2 separate regions of the Homo sapiens genome follow, and region 2 is linked to region 1. A link is a contact called in ENCODE Hi-C or POLR2A ChIA-PET data. All regions are on one chromosome and are shown on one strand. The core of a region is the stretch at or near the end of the contact, and the rest is flanking DNA. Distances in the headings are between cores, read along the strand shown. Region 1 holds the start of CHASERR (CHD2 adjacent suppressive regulatory RNA). Region 2 has its middle 78 kb from the start of FAM174B.

Evidence for each region. Hi-C counts contacts between places; a loop is a spot of excess contacts on that map. ChIA-PET counts read pairs that join two places held with the same protein, here RNA polymerase II (POLR2A). Pooled maps may share reads with other maps.
Region 2: a loop to region 1 is called in a pooled map, with 2.7 times the contacts of the local background. The contact joins the enhancer-like site here to the promoter of CHASERR in region 1. A Hi-C loop is called at or near these places in 1 of 50 pooled maps. POLR2A ChIA-PET finds 5 or more read pairs at or near these places in 6 of 52 experiments (Caco-2, SK-N-SH, WTC11 and 1 more).

The regions. Positions count from the first base shown.
Region 1 is chr15:92,881,593-92,885,692 of GRCh38, forward strand. CHASERR (CHD2 adjacent suppressive regulatory RNA) reads left to right here and starts at 1,251. Exons shown (of 6, transcript NR_037601.1): 1 at 1,251-1,594; 2 at 1,993-2,186; 3 at 3,923-3,992. RefSeq lists enhancers at 578-667, 1,093-1,734 and silencers at 978-1,107, 1,728-1,977.
Region 2 is chr15:92,731,994-92,736,032 of GRCh38, forward strand. It overlaps the pseudogene H2AZ2P1. Among named protein-coding and RNA genes, the nearest start is that of FAM174B, 78 kb to the left of the region's middle. Within about 2 kb of position 2,392, at least 11 of the 41 ENCODE cell types and tissues checked have a DNase peak (open chromatin) inside an H3K27ac peak, as active enhancers do.

The DNA of each region.
Region 1 (4,100 bases), core at 1-2,500:
AGAGAGCTACCTCTTTTTTTTTTCCCCATCCATTTCAGGAAAGTTTAGGTTTTCATTTTTTTCCTATGGTCTTCTTAGAGTTGTTTCCACGTTAAAGTAGGAAGAAGTAACGAAAAAAAAGTGAGATTTGCCGAAAGCAAATGAAACTTGTTTTGCCTGGTTCTCTGGAAGGAGGTTGAAAAGGTAGACTATGATTTTTCAGGTTCAAACTGCTACTCTAACAAACATTGTCCTACAGGGTGGAATCCAGTCAACCGGTATTGAGATTGATTCGCTAAGGCCTCAGGACACTGGACATTCTTTTTAATTGTTTTTTTTGATTTCCATGACGACAGCTCACAAGACACTAGACATTCTTTTAGGCTCTCAGGTAAATGCGCAACAGGCAGTCTACAAATCCACAAATAAATCGCATCTCAACTCGGATACTGGGGCTAGGGAATGTGCTGATGGTAAAACCATTGGTCCTGACTGTGTGACCTTCATGGAAGGCCTGGGTGCTTAGAACAAATATTTTGAGGATATGGCTGCTTGCCCAAGGGCTGTGGGCCTGTATCTTGTTTGCTCATCATCCTGTCAGTCATTTTTTTCTTTCCCTTTTTTTAAAGACAAAATCTGAACCTAGAAACACCGAAGCCAGAGCTTTTTCTAGACGCGAATCCACTATTTGTGCGACCCTGCACTAACCATTCTAGCCTGGCCTAGACCATACCAGGAACCCTCCAGCTAGCCTGGAGGGGTCCGCACTGCGGGGAAAAAAGCAACAGCTCAGCTCCAACCCCAAAGGTTCCATCACCAGCCAATCGTGGCCCGGGGCTTCTCAAGAAAACCAGAAACGCCTACGGACAGTGAATGGCACTAAGGCCAGCCTATCCGCACGAAGGAGGCGGAAGGGGTGGTGTTGAAATTAACCAATAGAATGGAAGAAGTTGTTGTTGGGAGGGAGGAAGACGCCAGCTAACGTGCGTGAGGCCGCTCCCGGATAGGGGATGCAGGAAGCTCGTGGAGCCAATGGCCGCGGCGGGCGGGCGGCGGCGCGCGTGCGCGTTGGCCCCCGGGCCTGCGGGCGGGAGGCGGGGATGGTGGGGGAGGGGAGCGGGCTGGAGCGCGGCGGAGCTCCTGCCGCCGCCGCAGCCGCTGCCGCCGCAGCGAAGAGGCCATGTTGTGTGGTGTGTGGGGCGGGGGGAGGAGGAGGAGGGAGTAAAGCCTAGAGAGGAGACGGGAGAGAGACACCACACACACGGCACAAGATGGCCGGAGAGGCAGCAGCACCCCGAGCTGTCAGGCGTTCCGCCGCGGCCGCGAGGCCCGCCGGCCGGCGGGGAGCTACGCCCGGACGGCCAGCAGGCCCGCGGGAGTGGGGCTGCCGCGGCTGAGGCGAGGCGGGCCGCGCGCGTCGGCGTCACAGCCCGCGGCAGAGGCGCCCAGGGCGGCCGGGCCCACGACGCCGAAAGCGCCGCTGCGGTTGCCGCCTCGGAGGCTCCCCCGGGCCCCGGCGGCTGGACCCGGCGCGGGCGGGAGGCTCGGGCGGGCGGTCCGGCCCGGGACTCGGGTTTGGGCGACCAGGAGGTGCCGGTGGCCGCGCTCGGACCCGGTGAGTGGCTCCCTAGCTCCTTTTATTGTCCTTTGTCCTTGGGAGGAAAAGCAAAATGTCCTTGAGCGCGCGAGCAGGAGGGGGCGGCGGGCCGGGCCTCGCCGCTCGGCTCTTCTCGCACTGCCCCTCCGTGGTCGGGGGCCGGCTCTCGCCGGCGGGATGCGCCTCGGTGCCCTGGGCCCGAGTCGTAGGGTCCTGGGGTAGGGGGCACGCGGGGCCCCGCTGCAGAGCCCGCGGGCGGCAGGTGGGCGGGGGGCAGCCTCGTCGCCGGGACTGGATCCGCCGGGAAAGGGGCGGCGGGTGAATGCCGGCGAGAGCCCGAAGGGGATCGGGCGTGGAGAGCCCCTTTCTGTCCTGGTGAGTTATTTTGATATTTAGGGTAAAAAAATCCCTTTCAGGTTCTCCAACGGAGGAGCTTTTTAACCTCTTTCCGGTGAGGTGGGAACTCATCTTCATGATCGAATTTAAAAGAACAATGGAACCCTGACTACGTTTCAACAAAAATAAAACTTGTTTTTTTCCCTCCTATTGGGTGTTGGCTTTTAACTCTTTCAAAGCCGATTTTGAAACGGCTGCAGTGATACATGCGAAGGTACTTGCTGCTTATTAAACCTTTATGACGTTAAGGTTGTCTTTGAAAAATGCAAGTTGGAGGAGTGCTTCTGGTATTTCAGAATTACGAAGACAAGTTTACTGTGTCGTCAAGGCTGTTTAATGGAAATAGATTTGATAATTACGGTGCTAGCTAGCTGATGACGTTTGGTTAATGTAGTTTATTTTACCGAGTAATGACGCCAAGATCATTTGATCTCCTGATATTTAAATATGATTAAATACACTGTTTGGTACTTTTTAAAAAGGTCTCAAGGAGCCGTTATCTGCAACTTCTCACACCTGAATGTTAGAACGTACTTGGGTCAATTCCTAGTCTTTAAAAGTTCATAATTTAATTATTTTTAAGAATTTATATTATCACAAGCCATGATCGAAAAACTTTCACAAAAGAACATTCTGACACCAAATCTCTTCCTGAAGTTACTTTCTCGTAATGTAAATATGAATAAAGTAGGACTGCTCTCGGTAATGGGCGATGAAGAGGAGCCATATTTGTTGCATTTGTTGCATGTATAAAAATCTAGATATGCTTAAAACGGAACAGTATTTTAAAAGTACAGGTTTCATAAAATTTAGTAGAGTTCTCTGTATAGTCTCTAATCTTAGAAAAATGTTGGAAGGGTAATTTTTAAGTGTAGTGGTTTGAAGAACAAACCAGAAGCGCACAAACCTTTGTGTATTTTAGAATATATTTGTCTTCATTCTGCGGAGCTCTTGTGTTGTAAAGGTGCAGAACTACGTAAAAATAGTGTTGGGCAGACTTACATAGTACATCTGAAATCAGATACTGGTTTATTCGACCATATTTCTAAGGGCATTTTTCCAGTAAAATTGTTTTATTTTTTGAGTAGCCTTCCTATAGTGGTACATGTTACATCAGTTGCGCATATCTTGATTTTACAGAATCTGTCTTAAGTACCAATTTTGGTTTTTCAAATCAATGTTTCTGAAATTTTTGAACACTGAAAGTGGTTTTAAATGAATATTCTGAATCTAGTTCTTTAGAATCCTCTTTGAATTGTGAAATGCAAAATAATTGTTAGCAGTTTAACCTGAAAGATCTTTTTACATGATAAATGGGGGAGGAGAAAGACTGAAATGAAAATGTTGAAGACCCTGATTTGAAATTGAGTGTAAAGGTCTAGATACTGTAAGTTTTAGAGTAGCTTTAGAGACAAAGCTAGTATCCCACTTGGTGAGATCAAGTAACTTGTGGTTTAAAATTTAAAGTAACCAGTGGCCATTTTAACTTCACTAATTTCTCTTGGAGGAGCTAATTTTTAATTGCTCATGATTGTAAAACATACTTCCGGATGGTAAGGGAGATGTTAAGATGATTTGTCTTGAAGAATGGTAAACTTTTTCTTTGTTTATTGCCTGTCATAAAAAGAGGGAAAGTAAAAAAAAAAAGGTTCATAATCTTAAATCAGTCCAAAAATTTGAATTTTCTGTATTTCTGTTTAATTCAATGCGTTAATCTTTAGCATTGGTCAATACAGCCAAAAGATGAGGAAAACAAAGACTGATAGATACTAAGATAAGAAATAACTGCAACCATAAATGTATACAGGTTATGTGTCCATGAGCCATCTCTTCAGTTTGCCCATAGATTTTTGTCTGTGGAATATTTTCTTGTTTCATCACACTGAATCGTTGGCCAAGAAATGCTTGAAAATCAAAACATTAATATCATCTTTCTTCTTTTTTTTAAAGGTGACTTAAGAGATTAAAATTAATTTGGTTGCTGTTGGTTCTGAACAAATAATGAGTTCTTTTATTTGAGGTAAGAGTGGGTTAATTTTTATTGTTTTGACAAAAATTAGCTTATTAGGCTTTTGTTTTATCTTTAATAATTTACATTTCAATTAATGAATGGGTATCATTTTTAAAA
Region 2 (4,039 bases), core at 1,142-3,641, 150 kb before region 1:
TTTTTTTAAACAGTCCAACTAATGGTCCTGAAATAATTGGTTATCTGCATGAAAAAATGATGAACCCAGGCCAGGTGCACTGGCTCACACCTGTAATCCCAGCCCGTTGGGAGGCCGAGGTGGGTGGATCACCTGAGTTCAGGAGTTCGAGATCAGTCTGGCCAACATGGTGAAACCCCGTCTCTACTAAAAATACAAAAATTAGCTAGGCGTGGTGGTGCATGTCTGTAATCTCAGCTACTCAGGAGGCTGAGGCAGGAGAATCACTTGAACCTGGAGGCGGAGGTTGCAGTGAGCCGAGATCGCACCACTCTGCACTCCAGCCTGGGCAACAAGAGCAAAACTTCGTCTCAAAAAAATTAATAAATAAAATAATGAGACCGGGCACAGTGGCTCACACCTGTAATCCCAGCACTTTGGGAGGCCGAGGTGGGCAGACGACCTGAAGTTGGGAGTTCAAGACCAGCCTGACAAACATGGAGAAACCCTGTCTCTACTAAAAATACAAAATTAGCCTGGGCAACAAGAGCAAAACTCTGTCTCAAAAATAAATAAATAAAAATAAAATAAAATAATGAACCTTCCCTGTGACACACAATTTACCTACAAAACAAACCTGCACATGTACCCCTGAACCTAAAAGTTAAAAAAAAAAATGATAATGAACCTCAACACCTCAATAATATCCTCCAGCTGTAGCCATGTTGCTGCAAAGAGCATCTCACATTTATCTCACACTACACATAAAATTGAACTAGAAACTGATTATAAACCTTAAGAGTTCAAAGTAGAAAACTTCTTCAAGAAAATATAGAAAATCTTTGTGACTTTGTGTTAGCCAGGAATTTCTTAAATGGAACACAAAAAACATGAGCCAAACAACCACAACCCAAATGTCCATCAGTAGATGAATAGATAGACAAATTGTGGTATATCTGCACAATGGACTATTATTCAGCTATGAGAAAAATGATCTGGCTGGGAGAGATGGCTCACACCTGTAGTCCTAGCACTTTGGGAGGCTGAGGAAAGCGGATCACTTGAGGTCAGGAGTTCGAGACCAGCCTGGCCAACACGGTGAAACACTGTCTCTACTAAAAATACAAAAATTAGCCAGGCGTGGTGGCACGTGCCTGTAATCCCAGCTACTCAGGAGGCCGAGGCACAAGAATCGCTTGCACCCCAGAGGCGGAGGTTGCAGTGAGCTGAGATCGTGCCATTGCACTCCAAGCTGGGGGACAAGAGTGAAACTCTGTCTCAAAAAAAAAAAAAAAGGATCTAATAACTGATATATACTACAGCACAAATGAACCTTGAAAACATTATGCTGAGTAAAAGAAGCCAGGCATAAAAGCTCACATATTATATGATTCCTTTTATGATACTTCCAGAGTGAGCAAATCCATAGGCACAGAAAGCAGATTAGTAATTACTAGAGGATGGGAGAAAGGGGAAGTGGGAGTGATTACTTAATGCTTATGAGGTGTTTCTTTTGGGGTGTTGAAAAATTGTTAGAGGGTGCTGTTTGCACAATATTACAAATACTCTAGCTGCCACTGAATTCTACTCTTTAAAGGAGCTAATTATATGTTATCTGAATTTCACCTCACTTTATTTTTTTTTCACCACATGAAAAGGTACTTTTATCAAACTTCGAGTCTAAGAACGTACAAATGTTTCTTTTATCATGTCTACAGTAATTGTCTATGCTTTTCCATTTAACTGTTGTTAAAAATTCCACATATCCCCATTATTTCTTCTGTCCCAGTTCCAGTACAATGACGGGGAGGAAGAGGGTTGGTTAAAGCATCCCTCTAAGCAGTTTTCCGCTGTCCCTTCTTTCCAGTCAGAGATTTGTGGATGTGAGGGGATCACGCCACCCCCAGCTGTGGTAGCCTTGATAAGAGAATCCAACTCTTCATCACCACGGACTGCAAGCTGCCAGTGACGCGGAGTGATACGCTTTGCTTTGAGACCCTTAGAAGCATTACCTGCCAGCTCCAGCACCTCTGCAGTGAGGTACCCCGGAATCGCAGCCCTGTGCACGGCAGCAGTGGCACCCACCCTTCCATGGCTTGTGGTGCGAGTCTTCAAGTGTCTGTGGATGCGGCCCACAGGAAACTGTAGCCCAGCTCTCTGTGAGCGAGATACTGCCTTAGCCTTGGCCTTCCCACTGTCCTTTCCAGCTTTGCCTCCGGCCATGTTCTCGGCGCCGACTCCGCCTCCGCCTCCGCCCCGCCGCGCGCCCTCCCGCTGCCGACCCGCGCCGCCGCCGCCGCTCTCCTTCACCTCACTTTAAAAGAAAAGACAGAAGCCATTAAAAAATGAGAAAGCTGAGACTTAAGGAGAGATTTGAGAAGTTTTCCCATGGTCCCTCAGGGTTGTCTGACTTTAAATACACCCTTTTAACCACCGCCCTTGGCTGCCCCGGCCGCCTCACGAACGTAAGCAGAGCTCTCTCTGGGTTGAAGGAAGCTAGAGAATTTACATTCCCTGTATTTCCCAAGTTTTATATACTGAGCAAAAAAATATGTTCCTATAAACTCTTGAACATTACACCACATGACTGCGAAAAAAATGATTGTCTTGTAAATACTGGACAAGAGGCACCGAAGTGTTGTCCCTGACAAATGGATGACAAGCATTGAGTTTTCTGCCTTCTACTTTTCTGTATTATCCTGATTTAATAGTCATATTTAAAAGTTTATCATGAAAGAAAATAAGCTTGAAAACCATTTAAATTGAATAGGCTGCCTCAGATGGTCCTGAGTGCTCCTGTCATTGTAGGTGTTCAAAAGAAAACAGTCGGCCGGGCACAGTGGCTCACGCCTGTAATCCCAGCACTTTGGGAGGCTGAAGCAGGTGGATCACGAGGTCAGGAGATCGAGACCAACCTGGCTAGCACGGTGAAACCCCATCTTTACTAAAAATACAAAAAAATTAGCCGGGCATGGTGGTGGGCGCCTGTAGTCCCAGCTACTCGGGAGGCTGAGGCAGGAGAATGGCGTGAACACAGAAGGCGGAGCTTGCAGTGAGCCAAGATAGCACCACTGCACTCCAGCCTGGGCAACAGAGCGAGACTCCATCTCAAAAAAAAGGAAGAAGAAAACAGCCAATCTCTTGATGGAGACATTGTAGACGAATTGAAGCACTGGCTGGAAGACTGAACTAGATGACCCTTAAGTTATCTGAGTCATCCAGGCCCAGTAAGTTTCTAGTCTTGGATAGCAATTCATAACTGCCAATACCTGTAAGACAATTGCCTTGTACCAAGTTCTGTGAAAAGCATTTATATCACAAGCCTATATGATGCGTACTCTTACTGTCCCTGTCTTAGTCCATTTGTGCCACTATAACAAAATACCATAGGGTAATTTGTAAAGAACACAAATTTATTTCTCACAGTTCTGGAAGCTGAAAATCCAGGATGAAGGTGCTAGAGATTTAGTGTCTAGTGAAGGGCGTGGTTTCCCCTTCCAATATGGTGCCTCGTTGCTGCAACATCCAGAGAGGAACGCTGTGTCTTCATAGGGTGGAAGGCTAAAGGGTGACTGAATTGAATACTGTGTGAACTCTTTTATATAAGCACATTAATCCCATTTATAAAGGAGGAGCCCTCATGGCCTATTCACCACTTAAAAGCCCCACCTCTTGATACTATCACTTTATTGGCCATTAAGTTTCAACACCTGAATTTTGGAGGGGAAACATTCAAAATACAGCAATCCCTGTTTTTACATGAAGACACTGAAATGAAAAAATCTTCAACTTGACCAATGTCACATAGCTACATGTCAGGCCAGATCTGCTTTACCACAGAGCCCATGCTCCTAATACCTGCAGTGCCCTTCACCACTGTAATAGATGCCACATAGCACACCAGTGCATGTGAGAAAGAGTGCTCAGTGATGACAGTATGGTACAGTGCAAGGAGCACAGGTTGGGAAACAGGAATGTTCCTCCAAGGACTGTTACCAACTGGTTTTGTGACCATGAACCCTTCTTATCTCTAAAATGCAATTTCCTTTACTATAAAATG